3 separate regions of the Homo sapiens genome follow, and regions 2 and 3 are each linked to region 1. The links are chromatin loops, found by intact Hi-C in ENCODE. Cell type or tissue: endothelial cell of umbilical vein. All regions are shown on one strand. Region 1 overlaps PRKCH (protein kinase C eta). Region 2 overlaps PRKCH (protein kinase C eta). Region 3 overlaps PRKCH (protein kinase C eta).

Region 1 (8,000 bases):
GAAACCAGGGTCATCCAGAGGTCTACTGGTTCTTGAATTCAGTTATTCAATGAACAAACATTTCATGAGCACTTACTACATGTCAAGCATCCAGCTAGGCACAAAAATATGAGGTGGAATGACACATGGTTTCTGCCCTTCAGGACTGAGGCTGGGAGGAAAGACACATAAATAGATTATGATCCAACGTGGTAAGTGCATCATGGGCACAGAGAATGACAGGACTCTATGGAAGATTACCTAACTTATCCTGGAAGGGTCAGAGAAGGCTTCCTGGAGGAGGTGATAGCTGAGCTGAGTCCTCAGGATGAGGAGTTACTAAGTCAAAAGCAGGGAAGGGAGCATTCCAAGCAGTGTCGCTAACAAAGGTGGGAAAGAGCCTAAAGAGCAGGGCCTGCACAGGGAACACAGCAAGACTGTGTTGCTCAAGGATGAAGCCGGAATCAGGAAGTGGTAAAAGGGAGGCTAGAATGCCACCAAGGGCCAGGAGGACACCCAGGAATACCATGCTAAGGAGATTGGCCTTTGATTTGCATATAATGGAGCATCACAAGAGGGCTTCAACCAGGGTGGAAACCCTGTTAGACACAGAGAGGCAGCCTGGTAACACACTGGAGGGAGGATCACAGGAACATAAAGGAGGCAGGAGGCTGTGGCTTCATCTTGGAAAGTAAGGATAAAGGCCTCACACAGGTAGTGGTAATGGGAATCAAGAGAAAGGAAAACTCAGAAATGTCCAGAAGGAAGAAGTAAACAGTGATTAGAAATCAGCCACACTGGGTAACTGGCTATGTATGGAAGCTAAAGAAAACAGGCATTAAGGAGCTAAAGGAAAATGGCATTAGAGATGACTCCCAGGTTTCTGGCTTGGATGTCTCCGTGGATGAGGGAAACTGAAAGAGAACAGCAGCAGCTAACATTTATTCCAGTCTTATTCTGAGCCAGGCACTGTACAAATGCATTACAATCTACCTCATAAGAATTTCTGAGATGGATAGTATTTTTATCCCCATTTTAAAAAGAAAGACACTGAGGGTCAGGGAATTAAGTGACTTGTTCAAGCTCAAACATCCAGGAAGTATCAGAGCCCCAATTCAAATCCAAATCTGATTCCAGAGCCCCAATCTTAACCACCATATATAATATGGTCTCTAAATTCAGAAAAGAAGGGGAGGTTTAGGAGAAATGGTCATGCATTCAGCTCCTGGAAAATTTAAGGAGGCTTTCAGATACTCACATGACAACCAGCAGAATCTGGTCACCAGGCAGTGCAAGGCAGAGACATGGGAATCACTGGCACACAGAGAGTGAAAACCTAGAGAGCAGATGAAGTCCCAAGGCCAGAGTATATATGAGGAGAGAAAAGCAACACTCCCAGAACTAAACTCCAACAGTAACAGGTGGGCAAAGGAAGAGAAGCCCACCAAGGAGATACAAGACATAGAGGCAGCAAGAGAACAGAAGCATGGACGGTTGCAGAAGCTAAAAACTCTTCTAGAGAAGAGAGTGGATGTGTTGGGTTAAATACAAGAAGAAGCTCCAGAAAGATAAGGACTATAGCGTGTCCACTGGAGTTGACAAATAGGTAAGTCATTAGTAGGTACGAGAAGCACAAAAATGGAAAACGCAGAGAACATTTGACAGCCAAGGAGAAAGAGACAGTAACACATTGGAGGGAGAAACAGACAGTAAATAAATGTGGCTGAAAATTAGAAAGAGAGGGAGGGACAATGACTAACAGAGCAAGGCCTAGGAGGATGCAGGAGCAGATGGGATACCCCTGGAGAAAACCAGATGAAGATAACTGTGACTACACATAAGTTTGCAGGCATCAGGACAGGAAATGGAGGAGCTCATTCTAAGAAGTTTCAAGTTGCTTAGTAAAGTCAGATACAAAGTCATATGTTAAAAGAGTGAGGCGGGTGGAGAGGCCTTAAGAAGAACAGTAACTGCATGGAGTAATCGTTAAATAGCATGGGAGAAACGGGCAGCACCAACCTGCCCAGTATAGCTTGGAAGTTCACGCACAGGTGTGAAGAAGGCAGTCCTGGAGGGTTGCTGACCAAAGATGGCAGATGTGCAGATATGCCATAGAATTGGGAGTACTGACCAGTGTTCCGATGACTTGCCATTCTCTAGAAAGTGAACTCACCACTGGTTGTCCACTGAAGTCTTTATTTTACTCTTGGGAGGGTTCTAGCCATAGTAAGAAAGAACTAAATAAGGCCAGGTGTGGTGGCTCATGCCTATAATCCCAGCACTTTGGGAGGCTGAGGCGGGCAGATCACCTGAAGTCAGGAGTTCGAGACAAGCCTGGCCAACATGGCGAAACCCTGTCTCAACTAAAAATACAAAAATTAGCCAGGCGTGGTGGTAGGTGCCTGTCATCCCACCTACTTGGGAGGCTGAGGCAGGAGAATCGTTTGAACCTGGGAGGCAGAGGTTTCAGTGAGCTGAGATCATGCCACCACACTCCAGCCTGGGTGACAGAAGGAGACTCCATCTCAAAAACAAAACAAAACAAAATTTCCTATAAGAAAGAACTAAACTAAACTCTTTTTCCCCCCAAGATCTCCCAAGACAACACTTAATAAATTATCAAAATAACACTACTGCTGCAGTTCAATCCCTTGACTCTTACTACTTAAGCCAATAAACTGAGACAAAAATCAACTGACACTCAAAATATGCCATTGTCAAAGCCAGAGATAGCCCGGAAAAATATGTCGGTCTGTTGGCTCTCAGATTTCACAGAAATTTGGCATAGGAGAATCCCAGTTCTTAAAATGATACTAGGATTCTAACCGATAGAGTCCAGGGCTAAGCACGAAAGAAATATCAGATCACAAACCATCTGGATTACGAAGGAGCACAAGGATAAAATGGGTACAAGCTCCCCTCCTTGGCAACACAGCACAGGACATCCACTTTGGACAGCAACAATAGAAGTACATGATTCCAATTCCTCCCAACCCCCAAACAACCCACTGCACTCGACCAGGCAGCCTGCAAAACAATGGAAATGTAAGGTCACCCTCCTGTTCCCTGCCACCCCCCTCCACTTCCTCTTTCACCCTGGATGAGTTGTCATCTTTCCATGAAAGAATGCCAAGCGCTCAGTCAGTCTGACAGGCAGTTCCTGCTCTTCCGGTTCTCTGGATGCTTCAAAGGGGTGGCGATGTGTTACCAGAAAGACTACCCTCCTCGGCAGGCTGTTTTCCAGGCTTCCACCCCTGGTGAGTCACTTGCCAGTTTCTACCAAGTATAAGAAGATCTATCATGGAAAGAGACTTCTCTTGAGTCTCACGGGCCTGACGTTGCTGCCTCTCTTGCAAGTGACACTTCTAAATTCAGACTGAACTATACAGGTGTTTTGGTGGAGATCTTCCAGACTGGCTAGAATGTGTAAGTGGCAAAAAATTAAATCACAACGTAGCAATACTAACAAAGTTGGCCCTGAATAGTAACATTCCAAGAAATGAATTCAGAAGCCACCCGTGAAGCAACCAATAAAGTCAGGGCAATACTAATCAAGAAATTTCCATGTTGAATATGAGACTATAAAATCTTCCCTTAAAATTATTTAGTGTATATTTTTAGTAAAAAGGTAAGAAGATAAATTTTGGTCAAATTACTTAAAATATTTATTTGATGATCATCCTTTAAAAAAAAATCCTCCATTTGACCCAAGGGATACACTAAAATATAAGAAAGTGGATCTTTTAAAGTCTCCTACCAAAAGATCACACTATCCCTTCCCTCAAGGAGCTAACAGTTTTTAAAAGGTCATAAACAGCAGAATAGGTACAGCTATCAGATAAGACCAGGAAAAAGGGGATGCTGAAGAAACAGGATTTTTAATAATAAGAAAAAAAAAACAAAGATAACCAACATGTCAAAAAGAAGTGAAAAAGGTGAATGATAATGGTGTTCAGTGCAATGAGAAATAAAGTAGGATTTGCATAGAAAAGCAACAGTTTTAGCAGAAAATAAGACAAGCCCATTTCTGCTGCAGAGTATGGGCAAAAGTAAGACATTAAATGACTTGCTGGAATTGAATCCTCTTCCAAGGGATTCACTGTAAAGGAGGAAAAGATAATAGCTAGGAAAAGGTTTATTTTCTATTTTCTATAAAGCACTTACACATCATCGAAATTATCCATTGAATCCATTTTTCAGTTCTAATCTAAATTTCTCAAGGCAAGAATCATATTCAAATATTTGTTCATCTAATTCATTTATGCAAGTACTCATTTGAATTTCTGTGCCTGGTATATGCCAGACATAATGTCCCAGGTACTGAGGGTACCAAGGAAAATAAATCAGACATAAAACCTGTTCTCAGAGTTTACTGTTTAATAGTCTAATGAGGAAGGCAAAAATGAAGTAATCTTAGTTATTCTGAGATGTACACAATATAACTGTGACTAAATGAGAAGAAAAAGTACAGAAAAGCCTAAAATACTCTGGGGAATACATAAAGGCCTCATTGGCAAAGTGGGATTTAAATGGAGAATTCGTCAGGTGAAGGGAGAGGGAGGAAGAGAGTCCAGGAAATGGAGACAGCTTGTGCACAGGTTCTAAAATTCATCTCTGTATCTCCAGGGCCCTGTACACAGTAGATGCTGAATAAATGCTTATAGAATAAACTTTAAGTTCCTCACGCATTCAGAAAAAAATATTCCCTAAGAAAACAACCCCTAAATATAGGGGGAAAAAAAGGAAAAGAAAAAGAAACAGCTATAGGTACGGAAGTGTTATTTGTAACACACACACACACACACACACACACACACACACAAATAGAAACAGCAATAAGAAGATGGTAAATTATGTAAACCAGTGACTGAAATATTATGCAGCTATTATAAGCAACATGGGAACTGCAATTATACAATTAAGTGGGAAAAGGCAACAAATGAGTATATTAGGATTAGAAATATGGAAAAGTGTGAAAATTAAGAATAATATAGATCATTTTATATTGACTGATAAAATTAAATGGTCAAATGCCAACCATCTCATCTATATTCCATATATGAAATTCCAAGTATCTTCTGTTTGGAAGCAATTGTTCCAGTCAATTTTCAGACAAAGCCCATTAAGACCAACCATTCATTTTGGTCCCCTTAGGAATTGCAATGTTACTTCAAAAACACGTTAAATTATTGTATAGCCTTACATCTTTATAAAGTGATCTCCCATACATTATATTTTGGTTATCATCATTTGCTTCATCCATGTGATTCTTCTTATTATTATTTTTTCAGAGGTAGGGTCTCACTCTGTTGCTCCTGCTGGAGTGTAGCGGTGCAATCATAGCCCACTGTAACCATAAACTCCTGGGCTCAAGCAGTCCTCCTGTCTCAGTGTCCCATGTAGCTAGGACCACAGTCATGTGCCACCATGCCTGGCTAATTTATATTTTTATTTTTTTTGTAGCGATGGGGTCTTGCTATGTTGTCCATGCTGGTCCCAAACTCCTGGCCTCATGTGATCCTCCCACCTCAGCCTCCCAAAGTGCTGGGGTTACAGGTATGAGCCACCATGCCCAGCCTGATTCTCATTATTTAATAGGTCAGTATAATGTGCTACATAAAGCATCCAGGAGGAAGTGGCTCCTGATTTCCCACAGGGTACTCCAAGGGCCTTATTTTTATCCACTGACATTTTAATTACGATCACATATTCCTTTTCGTTTTTCCCAATACTATCACCTACAAAAAATTTTAAGTGTGTATGAAATATAATCACATTACAAAAGTTTGAAAAATTGAGAAAACAAGTCTTAGTTGTCCTAATATAAATAAGTCTCAAACAGCTACAGATTGGTTAAATGTTTCCAGCTACTTTATGTAAATCTTTATATCTCATAAGTATCTTTAATCATTTTTTCTGATTATAAAATTATACATGCTTACTAGTAAAGAATATAACTTGGGAAATGAAAGTCCCCCATAATTCCACCCTACTTCTCCACTCAAGAAAAGTATTGCTAAGTGCTCGATGCTTCATTTTCCAGATTTTTCCCCACTTTGGCTATACAGGTCCACCACGATCTCTTATCTACAATCCCAATATTCAAAAAGTTTCAAAACCCAAACAAATTTTGTAACATTTGTTGTCAAAATCTTACCTGAACTGACATAAGGCAATGTGTAATCTTTATTTACCCCACTTAGTGTGAATATCCATGTTTTGCCACAGAAGTATTAATGTTTTTGATTACAGATGCCACCCCAGCCCCCACTGGAGGTGTTATTTAATAGTAAATGTATTTAATACATTGTCCTATGTAAAACTGAAAAAATCCTGAATTCAGAAACACATCTGACTTAAACTGCTTCAAATTAACGATGCAGGCCTATACTGATACTATTATCATTCTCATTTCAGAAATAGGTCATACCAGGCATGCCTCTCTGTTAGTATATTTTTTCACTCAACAATATATCTAGGACATCTTTCTTTCTTTCTTTCTTTCTTTCTTTCTTTCTTTCTTTCTTTCTTTCTTTCCTTTCCTTTCTCTCTCTCTCTCTCTCTCTCTTTCTTTCTTTCTTTCTTTTGAGATGGAGTCTCGCTCTGTCAATCTCAGCTCACTACAACCTCCACCTCCCAGGTTCAAGCAATTCTCCTGTCTCAGCTTCCCGAGTAGCTGGGACTACAAGTGCACACCACCACGCCCAGCTAATTTTTTGTATTTTTAGTAGAGACAGGGTTTCACCATATTGGTCAGGCTGGTCTTGAACCCCTGCCCTCAAATGATCCATCTGCCTCGGCCTCCCAAAGTGCTGGGATCACAGGCATGAGCCACCACGCCCGGCCTATATCTGGGACATCTTTCTGCATCAATTCACTGTGTTCTTTAACAGCCATGTGGATGTGGGTGGGACCAGAAGAATGAGAACAAACCTGATTTTAAGGAAAGGATAAATAAGGGAAATAGTTCAAAAAGCAGACCTACAGAAATTATTAGGGAGGAAACCTACAAGAGTAGAGATCACAGAATTCAGAGGTGGAAAAGACCTTGGTGATTAATGGCCTGATTCTTTTGTCAAAAGATGATCCCATTGGATGACTTCCTTGAGTTCATACAGCAGTTAGCAGCTGACCTGGGACTAGAACCCAGGGGTTCAAGTTGCCACCCCTTTGTGCTGTTACTCTTGAGATTCCACACTCCTGATGGTGAGGGCCACCCAGGTTGACCGTGAAAAACGTGAAAGCAACTTCTCCGTTAGGGAGCACAGATGCTTCCCAGGGTTAATCTGAGTTGTTAATATAAAAGTCTGTTCACCTAGCCTTGTAAGTGGCAGCCTTCAAAGTTAATAGCAGCATTTTATAGTTTTATAGTCAAGCAGAAAGAGATGCAAGGAGCCATTGCCAATTACTAAGAATTGAAGTTGGATGTTCAAATTTGGGTCACTTTTTCCTCAACAGAAGCCACAGCATGCCAAGTGCATGTCACTATCCTGACTAATCTTGTCTTTTTGGGTCCCAAAGAGCTAAACCTACAATTGAAGAGAATATGACACTATGATACCAACTGGAAAACCACCAACACCCAACATGCGTCCTCCAGAATCTCTCGAATCGTCACTGTGCCTCCGAACACCACTTAGTTCCCTCAAATATGTCCTTCTAACAAGCAGGCGTGCTTTCGTGTATTTAGAACAAATCTTAAATGTACACATGCATCCAAATCTTAAAATTCAGAATAAAGAAAAGCAGAGAAGGACAGAAGAAAGACTAATGCTACCAAAAATCAGTCTGCCTTTTCCTGCCTGCCTCCTTGACATGCCACCACCTAACACCACCACCTGCACTCCTCGCCCATCTCTCAGGCTCCAGGAAGGGTGGCAGAATGCAACTCTGCAGGACCTTAGCTGGAAGCGCCATCTGGGAGAAGGAAGACTTATAAACATGTTCTTCCAGAAGCCTGTGTCCTCCATCCCCTCACAAAGACAGCAGAAATAAATCACAACGATGTGGTTCTGCATCAG
Region 2 (8,000 bases), 65 kb before region 1:
ATTTGGGTGAGGACACAAAACCTATCCATATCAGTTATTATATTTAAAAATTCATGACCTTCATTAATAAGGTGAATGGATCTGGGGTCGAGGACAACAGACTTTTACATTGCTGAATGTGCCACACATCCCCAACTGTATTATAGCCCCACCTATCATTTAAGGCCCTCCCAATCCTGAACCAGCACTCCCTTTAGGTGTCAACCATCACTCCCCTACACAAACAAACCTATGTTCCTGTCAAACTGATGCCCTCACCATTCATAGCCCATCTCCTGCCAGGATTCCACTCATGTCACTCCTCCCACTTGGAATGGCTTCTCACTTTTCTAAAGCCAAACCTCATAAAAGTGCTTCCTCATCCAAAGGTATCTGCAGACCACTCCAGCTAATGGCATGCTCTTTCTTACTCAGTCACTGCATCATTCTATTGCCCTTCTGTGCACGGTACTCCAGGTAACTGTCACGATCTGGCACAGTCATTCAACTGTCTGTGTATTTCTGCCTTTTACCCTCAAGTAGACCAAAAATTTGTAGGAGATCAGAGCTAGATTTTACAGTTTTGGATCCTCCAGGGTCTGTCGTAATGAGTGTCCAATACCCATCTTATTAGTGTATCCCTGCAGATTATTGATGTGCCACTGAAAATTATAAAATGCAAGTTAAAGATCTCTTGTCCCCGTTTCTTAGTCTCTAGGATACTGTGGTTCAGTGGGACTGCCTGCTTTTCAAAGGCCATCTCAGTGTAGCAACTGTGGTGTAAGAGTGATGCTGTGAAAGGGCCTTGCCTCGGAATCACCTATGAATTTTAACTTAGGCTCCAACACATCTTCACACGTAAATTTGGGCAACTTCATTCATTCATTCAATCAAACATTTGTAGCATAGCAAATTTATACCGGACATTCTTAAGAAATATGGATATTTGAATGACAGGATCAAAGAAAATAAAAATAAAAGAAATACAGATATAAGCATGAATGAGATCAAGTATGTGGGGGTGTGTGCATACGTGTGTGCACACACATAATGTATAAACCAGGCCCTCAATAAGATTAGCCTACTGCAATGTTTCTGCTTCTTTTAAAAAAAATGGGGATGCCTAGACTCTATCCCACAGTAAGTAAGAATATCTGGGGTGGGCAACAAGAATCTACACTTTTAAATCCTGAAAACCAGTGGTCTAGGAGGAAGGACACACAACTAGACGGTTAAAATACAAAAGCAATTGCTGCTTTATCTCCAGTATGCATGTCCAGGGTGCTGTGGGGCAGAGGGACCCCCGATGGTGCCCGGGGAATCTGGAGCACATACAGAGACAGTGATGCCTGAATTGAACCTAAAGCCTAAGCAGCAGAGTACTAGAGGGAGGATGAGGGGAACGGGGTATATACTAGAAAGTACTAGAGGGAGAATGAGGGGAACAGGATATATTCTAGAAAGGTGCTTTGCAGCAATCTGCACCCTGCTATGCTCCTACTTAAAAAGCATTTAATTGGCCAGGCACTGTGGCTCACGCCTATAATCCCAGCACTTTGTAAGGCCATGGCAGGAGGGGAGGATCGCTTGAGGCCAGGAGTTTGAGGCCAGCCTGGGCAACATAGAGAGACCCTGTCTCTACAGAAAAACAAAATATTTAGCTGGGCATGGTAGTACATGCCTATAGCCCCAGCTACTCATGAGGCTGAGGTGGGAAGATCACTTGAGCCCAGGAGTTCGAGGTTGCAGTGATCCATTGTTGCGCCACTGTACTCCAGCCTGGGTGACAGAGTAAGACCCTGTCTCAAAAAAACAAAAAACAAAAACATTGAATGGCTGCCTTCAGGCCTTAGGGCAAAGTCCTCAAAACTATACACCTGCATCTGGCACTACCCACTATCAAGACCTTATCACTCATCCATCCCTGTCTAGCCTGGGGTCCACACCTGCCCTAATCTCTTTCTTCCTCTCCTCTCCTAACTCTCCCATCCACCTCACACTAAAATGACTTACTTTGGAGATGCCTTACTGGAGAAGCCTCCCTAATCCCTTCAAGTCAAGGCTTGGTGCCCTCCTTACAGCTCCCCTAGCACCAAGACCAAAGCTCTTACCACACAGCACCACCTATGCCTGCTTAGACCAAGGACCAGGGGGTTAGGGGATATCACCAATGCCTAGCATACAAGTAGCAGTGAAAGAATGAATGGGTAGATTGGTGTTTCCATAAATTAGTAAGAAGTAGAAAAGAGCTTGCCACATTCAGGTACCTACAAGTAGTACACTACTGCTAGAACTACAATGAATATGAAGGTCTGGTAGGAGATGAGATTTAAAAAGCAGGTCAATACCAGCCTAGGAAGGGAAGGAGGAGTATAGGCCTTCAGAGATCATAGCAAGGCACTGAAAAGTTTTCCTACGGGGCTGCAATATTATCAGATTTCATAAATTCTCTCAAGATAAGGCCAAGAGAGAGCCTAAGTCACAAGGCTGACTTGTGATGATTATGCAAGAGTATGCACATAAGAACAATTTGTACATTATAAAAGTTATGTATACATGTAGGAATATTTTCTGCAACTCCTAGCTATTAAGTCCATTCAATCTTATAGTGTTTAGTTTTCACATCCCTATCAATATTGCCTGAAACTGATTGTATATATTGATGACAAAAGGTGACAAAAGTGCAGAGAGCTCAGGAAATACAGTCACTTATAAGGGAACCATGGGGGACAAAAAGCATCCTGGGAACTCCACTCCTCTTTCACAACAAACCAATTATACACCTGGGGTCACTGATAAAGGCACTACTAGATAATGGCTACTATAAACTAACATTAGCAATGGCAACCTGTGTTGAGGCTCTGTTTTCAGTTCAATGGTCTGTGTATTTATCTGATAGCAATAATTCACACCAGAGATTTACATAAATCAAACTAATTTCAAATCTTTAGCCTATCTAGGGCCAGAGTGGGTGGGGAGCTTCAGGTCCCTTACCCAAGTTCCTAAGCAAGTTACCCACTCCTCCAGCCCATGGCAGTGGCACTGGGGGAAATGGGGTTGATAGAGAGATATTGCAACTGACGCTTAGCCTCTTTAAGGAACTCTAAGCAAACTTCTACAGGACTCCTGAAACATTTTTGGAAGTGAGTTTCTTAGAAGGGCTGGAGATCTGCAGATAGATCAAATGAATTGTGCTTACTCAATCTGTTCCCAAGGCTAACTGTAGTGGTCATGCGATCTTTTGGGAAAATAAAACACTGCTGTATGTGCCCAGAGATCTTCACAAGCAACCAAACAAACAAAACACAGAGAGAGTCCTTTAGCTAGGCACAGGCTGCCTGCTGATTCACACTGCACTTGAGCTGTGGAATGAAGTTAGGATGAGTCTGCCGGGGAGACAGACTGAAGCTGAGACCCTCTGGCAGCAAATTCCCTCCCTGAGCCTATGCGTCTCCCCGCAGGTGAGGGTGACTCACATAGTGGTATTGTTCTTGTTTATACTGATGCCCACATAAATGAGGTACAGTTTCTGTCTGTGGGACAGGCTCCAACAACACTTTCATCATTCTAAGGGAGGAAAAAGGAGGAGTAGCATGTGCCAAGCTCCCAGCATCCCCCACACAACCAATGCTCAGAGTGGCCAGGCCCAGAGTGGCTCTGGGCTTCTGAAAGGAGAAGAGCAGACACAGACACGTGTAGTCACACACATACACGCACACACACACGTACAGAGGCACACATGACCCATTTAGTACAAAGGGCAGAAGGATAAAAATCCACCTTGGAATAACCATGGTCCAAGCTCCAACCAACCAGTCTGGTTGAAAGAGGCTGCAGGTGCTGGCCCACTCACCACGGAATGCCCATGAGCAGGGCCAGGGCCACTGAATCCCACAGAAGCTGAGTATTTTGTGCAGTGAGGGTGACTCTATCACTGGGCTGTCAGTCACAGGCCTTCAACTGGCATCTCTGGCAAAACAGGGCAAATTGTGGTAGCCAAACCTCAACACATAAGGAGTAAGGCAGACACCACCCTTCGACTCTTCCCTTATGCTACACATCCAAGTACACAATGTATACATAATACATAGACAGAAATATTTAGTGTACATGTGGGTTCAAAGTACTTGTGGATTTGTCTAATTTTAGCTCTTTTGCTTTGTTTATAACAAGTTCTCTATGTCCCAGGTTTTTAAAATGACAACTTAACCCTCTAGGATAGTGCATCTGTGTAGCCCAGAACGCCCCACCAGGTCTCAAACACTAACAGTCAGGGACCCTGGGCAGAGTTCTAAAGGAGGAGCTTAATTAAAAGTCTGTTTTCTAGATTATATTGCATTGATTCTCAACTGGAGGTGATCTTGCTCCCCAGTGGACATTTTGCAATGTCTGGAGACATTTTTGTTGTCACAACTAGAGAATGTGGGTGCCACTTATGTCATCTGGAGGGTAGAAGCCAGGAATGCTGCTAAGCATCTTCCAACACACACAACAGCTTCTACAACAAGAATTATCTGGCCCAAAATACCAAGCATGCTGGGGTTGAGAAACCCTTCAGTATTTGGATTCTGTAGGAGATTTCATTTGGGAAAGAAAGAATTTTGTTGCTTAAAAATAAATGAAAACTTCTGCTCTAGGACACCTGCCTGGACCCAAACTATTCAACAAAGTGATACTCTTTTGTGTTGTGCTTCAAAGTCCCTAAAATAGCATAGATTTTCACATCAGACATTTGCTTTTAAATTCCTATAATAGGTCTTTGGGAGAACAACTAGCTGCCCTAAAGCGCTAAGACTCTGTCTTTATTTCTATTAAACACAGGGAGGGAATCAAGGGCCCTGTCACCACCTAGTAGGACATAACGGCAGGCAAGCCTCCTACTGAGCCAGTGTAGGATCTAAATAACTTCAACCCAAGAAGGAAATCAGATGGAGGCAGAGTGTTTCTCTTGATAGGAAGCCACGGGTGTTGGCTTCAGAGAGATCAACTCGCCATCAGTCAGGCAAAGAGCCAGAAGTTAAATATATTGCTTCTTTTAGGAAGGAAAGTGAACAATGGCCTCTTCATTTGAAACCACAATGGGAATTTAGGAAGGGGCAGAGTATAATTCCCAGGATGGAAAATGGCCCAGGCTTCAGAATTAACATCCTTACTCTCATGGGACAGACTCCAAGAGGCTTTTCAACCATTGCTGTTGAACTATCTATTTACTAATTCCAAGGCAAAACCCAGGGTCCAACTGGCACTTTTTGATGCTGAAAGGTCAGGGAAATAAAAACTGCTGGCCAATCTATCACAAAGGCCTCCTGCTACTCTGAGGTTCTCTGAGACATTTCTCAGCAAAAGAAACCAGCACCTACCCCATGCTTAGGCTAACCTTTCCAGGGATAAAGACAGAGCCACACGATACATCTCTCTAAGTCCACTTTATCTTCCATCCCATCCTTCATCCAGAGGTTGTCAGGCCTTCTTCCTGGAGATTCCAAAGATCCTCTGTGCATTAATCATTACACATCGTGCTAAAATTTATTTTGATGATCACCTTCCTCTCCAGACAGTGAGTTTATTGAAAATAGGAATTCTGTCACATTCACCTCCTTATCACCAGGACACAGGCTAGAGCCTGGCCCATGAGGGACTTAATACTGAATGAATGAGCTCGACCTGTCAGATGCAAAACATGCTTCAGAGTATAATCTAATATAGTTTTGGTAAAACTCTACATGACAAGTACACTTACATCGTACGTGCAGTTTGCAGTGTGTGAATGTAAGCGCAGAACTCACTTTAGTAAACACAGCCACAGAACAGGATAGACCTGCGCAGATGTTAGATCTTTCTCCAGGAACTATTCCGTATGTAAGACAATTGCAGGGTGGAGAAATTCAATAAACAGCTGGCCTTTGAGATGGCAAAAGACACACTCTCCCTTTTCAAGTTTAATCAGTAGGTCAGATGACCTGGCCTCTACCCTTTCAGTAGAGAAATAACCCATGTGTGGCTTCCTCATCAGTCCTTGAAAACATCCACAAAAACCCTCATACACAAATGTACTGCAAACACAAACACACTTTCAACCTAGATGTTTTCATTTAGACTGTTAAGCCTTGTCAGATAGAGATTCAATCACACTACAGGCTCCTCTTTCTTTCTTTTTTTAAAGGAAACAGTCTATTAGGACCATTCCCAAGCTGTGTGTCTAAGACTTCAAAGACAGAAGGAGGACTCCTTATAAGGAACCATAAATCTACAATGCACCAAGCACTGTCTCCGAATGAAAAATAAGCCTAACATATGCACAAGTGCCGATATACTTTCATAAATTAAAAATATGCCCAATTAAAGGCTTCACTAATTTACCAAATTTTTGTCATTAAGTATATGATTAGTCAAAAGAGACACAAAGTACAACACTTAGGTGAGGCTCTGGGAAATTTAGCAGTGGTCTTCTTAATCAAAAGGGTTAGAAACCACTAAGCCAGACCATTTGAAGAGCAGTCTCTGCTGTGCTGCACTGACAGCCCTAGAAATCAGGTGCTTTCAGTTAAAGCCCTAGAAATCAGGTGCTTTCAGTTAGACCAACAATGAGAGCTCAAAAAAGACCGCCAAAAAGAGGGAAAGTAATGACGGTTCTATGTGGTAAAGCAATTGGGTCCAGACAACAGGAAGGAAGCCCTTTCAAAGACGTCTATCCTTAAGGAGCAGTCTCGCCTCTGGAAATAATGATTAATAAAGGGACTTTAAAATCCCATTCTATACTGGACCCCAACCCCTCCTCTTCAAGTATGAAGGATACTGAAAAAGGGATGGAGAGAGAAGACAGAATTTCAGGGCTCCTATGTACAGCCCTTATAAATATCATATCAGTCTAGGTCCCCTCTAATTTTTAAGTGTTAAAACAATGTTGGGTGGCAATTTTCCTGTTGTCCCAGAATTTCACCTGAGGACAAAGGCACAAAGTACCCCACAATTTAAGTTCTGAGAGCCTCCTCCCATAAGGGCTTCCTGGAGACAGGACCGCTAAGCCCTTCCACTACTCTGGACTACTTCCTCAAAGTCAGAATGAGTCTGAGAAAGGAAAGGGGTGTTGGCCTTAGAGGGCATGCAGTGTTTCAGGTGGCAGACTATTCTCTCCCCAACAGAAAGCTAAGGGCAGGAGACTCCAACGGGTGTTGCCACAATGTGAGTTTACTTACTATCACTCTTGGGGGAGGGGGAAAGGGACAGGAGAGAGAAGCAGGGGTGGGGAGAGGAAAGAGAGAGGAGGGAGAGCTGGGAAGAGGTTAGGGGGTGTTGTATCTCAGGACAAGGCCTCATCATCTTCTTCACGCCCAGCAGCTGAGCCAAGCTGGGAGATATATGCCAAGGAGATCTCAACTGAGTTTGAGACCAAAGTTTTCAACATAAACAAAATCCAATATTAAATACTAACAAGAGATTGTTTTAAAACTGAAAGTGAATAACCCAAGCACCCACTGATGGAAGAATAAACAAACAACATGTGATCTATACTAACAATGGGATATTATTCAGCCTTAAAAAGGGAGGAAATTGACTGGGCATGGTGGCTTACACCTGTAATGCCAGCACTTTGGGAGGCAGAGGCCAGTGGATCACTTGAGCCCAGGAGTTCAAGACTAGCCTGGGCAAATAGCAAAATCCTGTCTCTACAAAAAATACAAAAATTAGCTGGGCTTGGTGGTGCACACCTGTAGTCCCAGCTACTCAGGAAGCTGGGTGGGAGGATGGCTTGAGCCCGGGGGCGGGGCAGAGGTTGCAGTGAGCCAAGATCATGCCACTGCACCAACCAGGGTGACAGTGACACCCCGTCTCAAAAAAAAAAAAAAAAAAAAAGAAAAGAAAAGAAAAGAAAAAAGAGGCAAGGGAGGGGAATCTTGACACATGCTACCACACGGGTGAACCCTGAAGACATTATGCAAAGCAAAACAAGCCAATCACAAAAGGATAAAGACTGTATGATTCCACTTATAGGAGGTACTTAGAGTAGTCAAATCTATAGA
Region 3 (8,000 bases), 78 kb before region 1:
TAACACCAGGTCTCCTGGTATCCCTAGAAAGTAATAAATTTTCTAGTGAGGAAACAGAAACTAACAGGAAGGTTAAGTGAGGTCAAGCAGCCAATGACAGAAGTGAGGACACCAGACTCCGTTGACTATTGTTGAACTACTGGATATACTATCAAATGTCTTTTTTCTTCTTCCTGAGATAATTTGTTTTATCATTTGTACACGTGGGAGAAAACAACTGTGAGAAAAACAAACAGAAAAACCTTAGAGTTAACCAAAAGCTACTAGTCAAGAAAGAACCAGAAAATATTATTGGTTTATATCTGCAAAATATATCCCGGGAAGGTAATGAGGTAAGGTAGCAACAGAATTTTGCTTAACATCATCAAAAACACTGAATAAGAACTACTTGCATAAAGAATGATGCATAAAAATGTAAACACAGATGATGATGATCTCTGAGACAGTAACGACACAAACAGAGATTAGGACGCGTGATAAACAAATGCCTAACTTAACTAAACGGCTATTTACAACTGGAAATACAACGGTATTTTACAATCCTGGTTTTATATACTTGAAAATGTAAACATTTAAATGGGTATTTACAACAAGCACACCCCACCAGTGGGTGACAGTGACACGGGCACTGAGCGAATAAATCACAGGAGTTGCAGATATAGTCCTGTAACTAATTAAGGAAGACTTCCATGTTAGTAGTCTTTGGAAAAGAGGAAGGAGAACTTGGTGAATTAGAGCAGGGAGAAGGTACCAGGAATTTTGTGCCAGCACCTGTGACAAAGACTGCAACAAAAGGTTTTGGTATTTAAAAATGGCAGCAAGGCCGGGTGTGGCGGCTCATGCCTGTAATCCCAGCACTTTGGAAGGCTGAGGCGGGCAGATGACCTGAGGTCAGGAGTTCAAGACCGTCTGGCCAACATGGTGAAACCCCATCTCTATTAAAAATACAAAAATTAGCCAGGCCTGGTGGCGGGCACCTGTAATCCCAGCTACTCAGGAGGCTGAGGCAGGAGGATTGCTTGAACCTGGGAGGCAGAGGTTGCTGTGAGCTGAGATCACGCCATTATACTCCAACCTGGGCGACAGAGTGAGACTCCACCTCAAAAAAATAAGTTGAAAATAAATGGCAGCAAAAGCCCCCTCAATGGCACTAGCAGTACAGAATCCTCTGTGTTTTTTGAAAACAGCTTAACTATGTACTCATAGTTATTTCCAAACTCAGATAAAGTGGTTGGACTCACTGTATTAGACCCGGATCTCACTGTGGAGACCCAAATCAACAGCTGCTACACATGTTTCTCAGGGCTTTGGTTCCCTCTGAGGAATCTCAGCCCACACAAACACCAACCATCCTGCAAACTAAATGGGATGGCAAAAGAAGGAGAGGAAAATAATTTGTTACTAGACTGACTCTCTTGAGTAGGACCTACGGCTCATAGCATCCACGCAAGCTGAGCCCATGCTCACTCATCACTCCAGCCTCCTCTGCCAGCAGAACAGTGATTAGAACAGAACGTTGCATGTGAGCATCTGCAACAGGGCCAAAGTTCCATCCAGAACCATGAGAAAAGCCTCTTGCCACATCAGGATGGGAGGAGAGTCCTGACCTCCCATTTTCCACTCATCATCATCTTTCCTTTTTCATGTCTGTGATCTGTGCAAACTCCAAAGTACAAACTCTCCCCTTCTCAGTCCTTGAAGAAAGAGGCCTTGGCTCCAATAACAGCTCTGGTTCTTCTCTCTATAATCGTCTTTCTTAGTCTCCTTCACTGGCTTTTCTCCTCCACCCAATTTTTAAATATGTGTATGCTCCAAGGTTCCCTGCATACCATGCTTCTAGTCTTTCTGGATGTTCATTCATCAACTGCCTGTACACTGAGGATTCCCAAATATACAGCTATAGCTCTGGTTTCATTCATTCATTCATTCATTCATTCATTCATTCATTTATATTGAGATAAGGTTTGTTGATATTGAGATGAGGTCTCATTACATTGCCCAGGCTGACCTCAAACAGCTTCTGGACTCAAGCCATCCTCCCACCTGAGCCTCCAGAGTAGCTGGGACTACAGGTGCATACCACTGTGCCTGGCCAGCTCCGGCTTCTAGCTAATAAACTTATTTCTAAGTAGCTTGTCAGCATCTCTTCAAGGTATCCCCAAGCTACCTAAAACTTGGCATTTGTTGGGCTGAACCCTCTTCTCGGCCTCCTCCACCCTCTCTTTCTCCTAGCTAATTGTACCACTATCCTTGGAGTCACTCAAACAACCTTAGAGACGTCTTCAGATCTCCTCTCTTGCTTTGCTTATCCTTGTTCTACTCTGTCTCCACCTGTTCTTGTTTGGATTCCCCCAGGAGCAGAGTTCAAGATAGGGACTTAAGTTGCAAGTAGTTTATTCGGGAAGGAACCCCCAGATGCACCAGGGGATTACAGAAGTGAGACAGGAAAGGGAAGGAAACCAACGATAAGCGTATTACTGAGCAGGTTTCCAGGGTGGGCAACTGAGGCTCGATTCCTGTCGGGAATTTCAAGGACCTGGTTGAACACCCTCAGCGGGTGAGGAAGTTGGGTTATTTATCCTCTGGCTCCCATTCCTCACTGGCTGATGGCTGCTTCAGGGGTGGGAGGTATTAATTTTTCAGCATTTCCAGCTTTCTGTTGTGGGATGAAAGGAAATATGGGTGGGGCATCCATATTTATTTATCTGCTATAGTAATGTATTTACATTTACCCTGGTCCTGATTTCTCACTGAAATTTAACTGCCATATATGCTTTTAAAAAATCTTTTAAAAAGTAGAGTTGGGGTCTCACTGTGTTGCCCTGGCTGGTCTCAAACTCCTGGGCTCAGGTGATCCTCTCTCTTTGGTCTCGCAAAGTGCTAGATTACAGGCATGAGCCACTCTGCCCAGCTATGCCATATATGCTTTCTGTAGACTTCTTCAAGGTGAAGTGAAGTAGAAAATGTTTACAATAGTCTTCAAATTTCACTGTGTCTACTCCTTTCTGCACACATAAGGATGGAAATTCCCTCCTGTCCTACTATCAATTGCAAGAATCCTACAGTTTCCTTCTACAAAAATGTTCAGAATTCCTATTCTCTTGCTGTGATTCTATGAATATTTCATTTTCCTCTATTGACGTCATCCATAAAAAGGCTTTTAGCTGCCACTTCTTCTTTCTTCCTTTTTGGTGTTTTTTTTTCTCATTAACAGTAGGTCAGACATTCTTCATTTTTTAATACATGAAAATTAAACATTCCTCAGCGGATCATCACTGCTCGGTTTCAGGATGATGAAGAAAAATGTTTCTGTTCCATCACATTTGGGTTGCATCATGTGGAGGTGCAACCCCACTATGACTCTCACTGTCATTCTATCTGAAAAACATCTCAAAATGGTATTATTGTCAACTCCAAGCTTAAACAAGATAATGTATCCTGGTTTTATATACTTGAAAATGTAAACATTTTCCAGTTATCTGGAGATTTTTCTCTGATTCTTCTTTACTAAATTTAACTGGAGAGAACATGTCTCATTCATGAGCCTCTGTCCTCCTGATAACATTTTAAATGTAATGTAAATGCAATGTAAGGGAACAACGTAGCTATGATGTGGTCTCAGCTGTCAGAGAAGAGGCACCATGTAAGATCTCTCTTTTTGATTTATTGTTGTCATTGTTTATAAAGACAATATGATGATCACTATGGAAAATGTAAGTGGTACAGAAAACTATCATGAAGAGTTTCTTTTTAAAAATCATAAATCTTATTACATCAATAATCACTGAAAATCCTGGTGTACATGCCAAATATATACTGTACATCTACAGTCTTAAATTAATGATGTATGTTATACTCTATGTGTTGCGCAGCCAACTACTTTCACCCAAAACATCTTTTCATATCTTTTTAAAAGTTGCTGTTTCTGTTCTTGTAGCCACTAATACTAAAGTTACCATTTAATCATATTTCATAAAGTATGTATACATTATCACAACTTAAAAGTAAGCTGATAGCACGATCATATGATCCCCGTGAAAGCAGGGCTCCTCTGTTTAAAATCTGTGTATTTTTCTCATTTACTTGAAGCTCAGGGACTGTTCTCTCTACCCCCACCCCAGCCTTCAAGCCCAGGTTGATCTTCCTTCCTCACAAAAAAGATTCTTACACAAACAACCTGTCCAACCAAAATCTTTTCCAGATAAACATATGTTTCCTGCTGAGAACTAAAAGAATCCTGCCCTTTAGTTTGGCTTATTCCATTTCCCTTTTGATTTTTTTTTCTCTCTTATCCACTGGTAGACTTCTAAAGTCCCTTTTAAGCTCTCAAGTTCTGGTTTCATGATTTTGGAAAAATCTTAAAGGATATTAGCCATGAGGAGTATGCTGCCGAGTCATTTCCTTCTCCAAGTGCATGGTGGAGAGAAAGCTCTGCTGCCTTCTTCATGTTTCTGATTCAACATGATTTTTAAAACTGCTGTACTGTTGCTCACTGTAAACAGACTAATTTGAAATCCAACACCAAAGATTAACCACCTTTATCACAAAACCAAGGTGAGAGCTTTGAACCTCGGCCACCATTTTTTGATAGTTTTTTTTTTTTTTTTTTGAAGAGGTTGGGGGGTGAGGGGAGGGAACTTAGAGGACAGGTCAATAGGTGCAGCAAACCACCATGGTACACGTATACTTATGTAACAAACCTGTACGCTCTGCACATGTATCCCCCCCACTTTTTTTTTATTAAGAAGAAATAAAGGAAAAAAAAAAAGAAAAAGGTAAAGGGGATCACGGTGGCTCACGCCTATTATCTCAGGACTTTGGGAGGCTGAAGTGGGAGGATCACTTGAGGCCAGGAGTACAAAACCAGTCTGGACAATATAGCGAGGGACTCTGGAAGTCATGTATTCTTTCTGTGCCTGGTGGCAGGCTTTTCTGGAAATGGAAAAGGCTGAGTCAAATAATCAGTGAAGTTCCTTCTAGCTCTTAAGAGTCCATGATCCCAGTGAAACTAGCGTTACTGCTGGGCGCAGTGGCTCGTGCCTGTAATCCCAGCACTTTGAGAGGCCAAGGCAGGAGGACTGCTTGAAGCCAGAAGTTTAAGACCAGCCTGGGCAACAAAGCAAGACCCTCTGTCTATTAAAAAAATAAAGTAAGAAACTAGCTTTCCAGAATGAGGGCAAAATAAAGATATTTCAGAAAACTGAGATTGTTCACTACCAAATACCTTCGCTAAATAAAGAATGTACTTGAAGAGAATCTACTTGAAGAAGGAGGGAAATGTTCGAGGGAAGGTTTGAGCTATACAAGAAAGTGGTATGTTAAAAAATTATAAACATGTAAGTAAATAGAAACAAAGAAGGATGGAATAACTAATAACATCTAGTTAATGGAGCTTCAAAAGAAAAATAAAAAGATATCAAAAATATCAAGGAAATGCACATAAGCCAGGAGGAAAGTGACTGGAGTTAAAAACATTCTAACATCCTTAGATTGCTCAGTAGGAGGGTAAAGTGGTAGCTAACTTTAGACTTAGTTACACAGACATGTTAAAATTCCAAGTATAATCACTTAAAAAAAAAAAAAAAGAGAGAGAGATTCTATCTTCCAAACCAATAGAGGTGGGAAAAAATGGAATTGGTAGAGACAGTGGTAGAGGGAGAATCTCAATAAACTTCTAGAAATAGGAAATCTAACCACCTGTTGTTTATAAAGCACAAACCTAAGACATAGGTAGAAAAAGTAGAAAGTAAATGAATTAAAGAAGATGCAAAGCAGGGCAAATACTAGCCAAAAGACATGCAATGCAGCCACATTAACGTCAGATAAAATACACTGTAAAAGAAAGAATTGCTAGAAATAAAAAGAAGTGATTGTATAATAAAAGGTTTTACCAGGAAAATATAACAGTATATTTGTATATATTCAGTAGCAGAGCTTTAAAGTAAACCAACAAACAGCATTTACTCATTACTGCAGAGCTATACTGTTGCAGAGCTGAGTGGTGTCCTAGGATTACATTCCCTTCTCTAAGCATGCATTCTAGAACACTCTAAAAAGAAAAAAAAATCCAAATGGCAACATTAGCAGCAGCGAATCCATATGGGTCTGCAGCAACTCGATTCTTGCTTCCTTGGAGGAAAGAATTTGGCCAGAGAGGATAAGGTAGAATGAGACCAAGGCAAGTTTTAGAGCAGGAGTTAAAGTATATTAAAAAGTTTGAGAACAGGAATGAAAGGAAGCAAAGTACACGTGGAAGAGGGCCAAGTGGGCAATTTGAGAGATCCGAGGACCCTGTCCGACGCTTGACTTGGGATTTTTACACAATGGCATGGTGCTGAGGTTTGTGTCTCTCCTCCCTTGGTTTTTCCTTGGGGTGGGCTGTCCGCATGTGCAGTGGCCTGCCAGCACTTGGGAAGGGCCGCATGTACAGTGTGTTTACTGAAGCTGTGCACATGTTCATTTGAGGCATTTTTCCCTTACCAATTGAGTGTTCCTAGAGGAAGGTCATACACCAGCTAAACTCCACCATTTTGTCTCTTAGCATGCAAGTTTGAGCCCACTCATCCAACGCCTGAGATCCTATGAGGAAGCTACTGATTGGCCGGGTGCCGCGGCTCACGCCTGTAATCCCAGCATTTTGGGAGGCCGAGGCGGGCGGATCGCGAGGTCAGGAGATCCAGACCATCCTGGCCAACATGGCGAAACCCCATCTCTACTAAAAATATAAAAAATTAGCCAGGCGTGGTGGCACGTGCCTGTAGTCCCAGCTACTCGGGAGGCTGAGGCAGGAGAATCGCTTGAACCCGGGAGGCAGCGATTGCAGTGAGCTGAGATCACGACACCGCATTCTAGCCTGGGCAACAGAGCAAGACTCCATCTCAAAAAAAAAAAAAGGAAGCTGCTGATTAAGAGCTTAAGGTGTTTTCTATCTACTGGGAGTCTGCTTTCCCTGGTGCAAGCTGTGACCAACTAGTATGTTAGTGAGACAGTTTAACAACCACCTGACCATCACCTGATGGTTGCCTGACATTCCTGTGGGGGAGGGGGGCCTCTCCTGCCCCGCTCATATCTGCCTAACTACTCTAACAGCAAGGTCAGATATAGTCCCTATTCTTTTATTCCACTGGCTGTTCAAAATCATACCATGGCTGGCATCTGCTTTTCTATTGACAGAGATATGCTTCATTTGTCTTGGGTAAATACCTAAGAACTGCTGGGTAACAAGGTAGTGGTCTGTTTAGTTCTGTAAGAAACTGCCAGACCATTTTTCAAAGCGGTTGTACCATTTTGAACTCCCACTAAAAATATGAAAAGTTCTAGTGCTCCACAGTCTCACCAACATTTAGTGTTGTTGGTCTTTTTCATTTTAGCCTTTCTAGTGGTATCTCATTGTGGTCTTAATTTGCATATCCCTAAAGCCTAAAATTGCTGAGCATGTTTCTATGTGTGTATTGCCCATTCATATTTCTTTTGAGAAAATGTCTGTTCAAATCTTTTGCTCATTTTTTTAAAATTGGGCTGTTTGTCTTTTCATTGAATCATGACTTTATTTAGGGGGACACAGTCACTGTTTTTCCTATTAAGAAAAGCAACATATGCCTCTACTCTTGATTCCATGGAATTTACCTGATAACTCTTTGCCCAAGACTATGTATGTGTAGACTGAAGGTAAAGAAGGTTTCAGAAAGGTTAGGGATCATGTTTACTTTTTCTGCATACATATTGGAAGACAGCGGGGTAGAGAGACTAAAACCTACAAAATCCCATCTATATAGTATTATTCTGGCCAGCAGATAGACAAAAATCACACTTCTGCCAAGTTTTTATACCGTCTCTAGCTGAATAAGAGAAACTAGTTAAATTTTAATATTTTAAAATTTTAATAAGATAATTCAAATTACATTGTTTCTGCTTCCTCTCTATTTACAATTCCTAGTACATATGGGTTTTTATTTTATTTTCCTGGCGTCTTTAGAATGGGTCTTGTTAGTTTCATTGTC

What was found. Hi-C counts contacts between places; a loop is a spot of excess contacts. Peaks named below come from ENCODE experiments on the same cell type or tissue, not always from the same donor. Only the 100,000 strongest peaks of a DNase experiment are listed, where the experiment ranks them.
Region 2: a loop joins it to region 1, with 4 times the contacts of the local background. A loop is called at or near these places in 13 of 110 quality-filtered maps.
Region 3: it touches region 1 in a loop (6-fold over the local background); 8 of 110 quality-filtered maps call a loop at or near these places.

The regions. Positions count from the first base shown.
Region 1 is chr14:61,351,206-61,359,205 of GRCh38, reverse strand. All of the region lies in intron 1 of PRKCH (protein kinase C eta), which reads right to left. Among named protein-coding and RNA genes, the nearest start is that of PRKCH-AS1, 32 kb to the right of the region's middle. RefSeq lists enhancers at 3,021-3,315, 2,596-3,795. In endothelial cell of umbilical vein, no CTCF peak of the experiment used is centred here; a DNase peak (open chromatin) is centred at 3,095; H3K27ac peaks cover 3,234 bases.
Region 2 is chr14:61,415,887-61,423,886 of GRCh38, reverse strand. All of the region lies in intron 2 of PRKCH (protein kinase C eta), which reads right to left. Among named protein-coding and RNA genes, the nearest start is that of PRKCH-AS1, 97 kb to the right of the region's middle. RefSeq lists a silencer at 6,509-6,598. In endothelial cell of umbilical vein, no CTCF peak of the experiment used is centred here; DNase peaks (open chromatin) are centred at 4,996 and 5,656; H3K27ac peaks cover 2,725 bases.
Region 3 is chr14:61,429,653-61,437,652 of GRCh38, reverse strand. All of the region lies in intron 2 of PRKCH (protein kinase C eta), which reads right to left. Among named protein-coding and RNA genes, the nearest start is that of PRKCH-AS1, 110 kb to the right of the region's middle. In endothelial cell of umbilical vein, no CTCF peak of the experiment used is centred here; DNase peaks (open chromatin) are centred at 3,322 and 4,182; H3K27ac peaks cover 1,935 bases.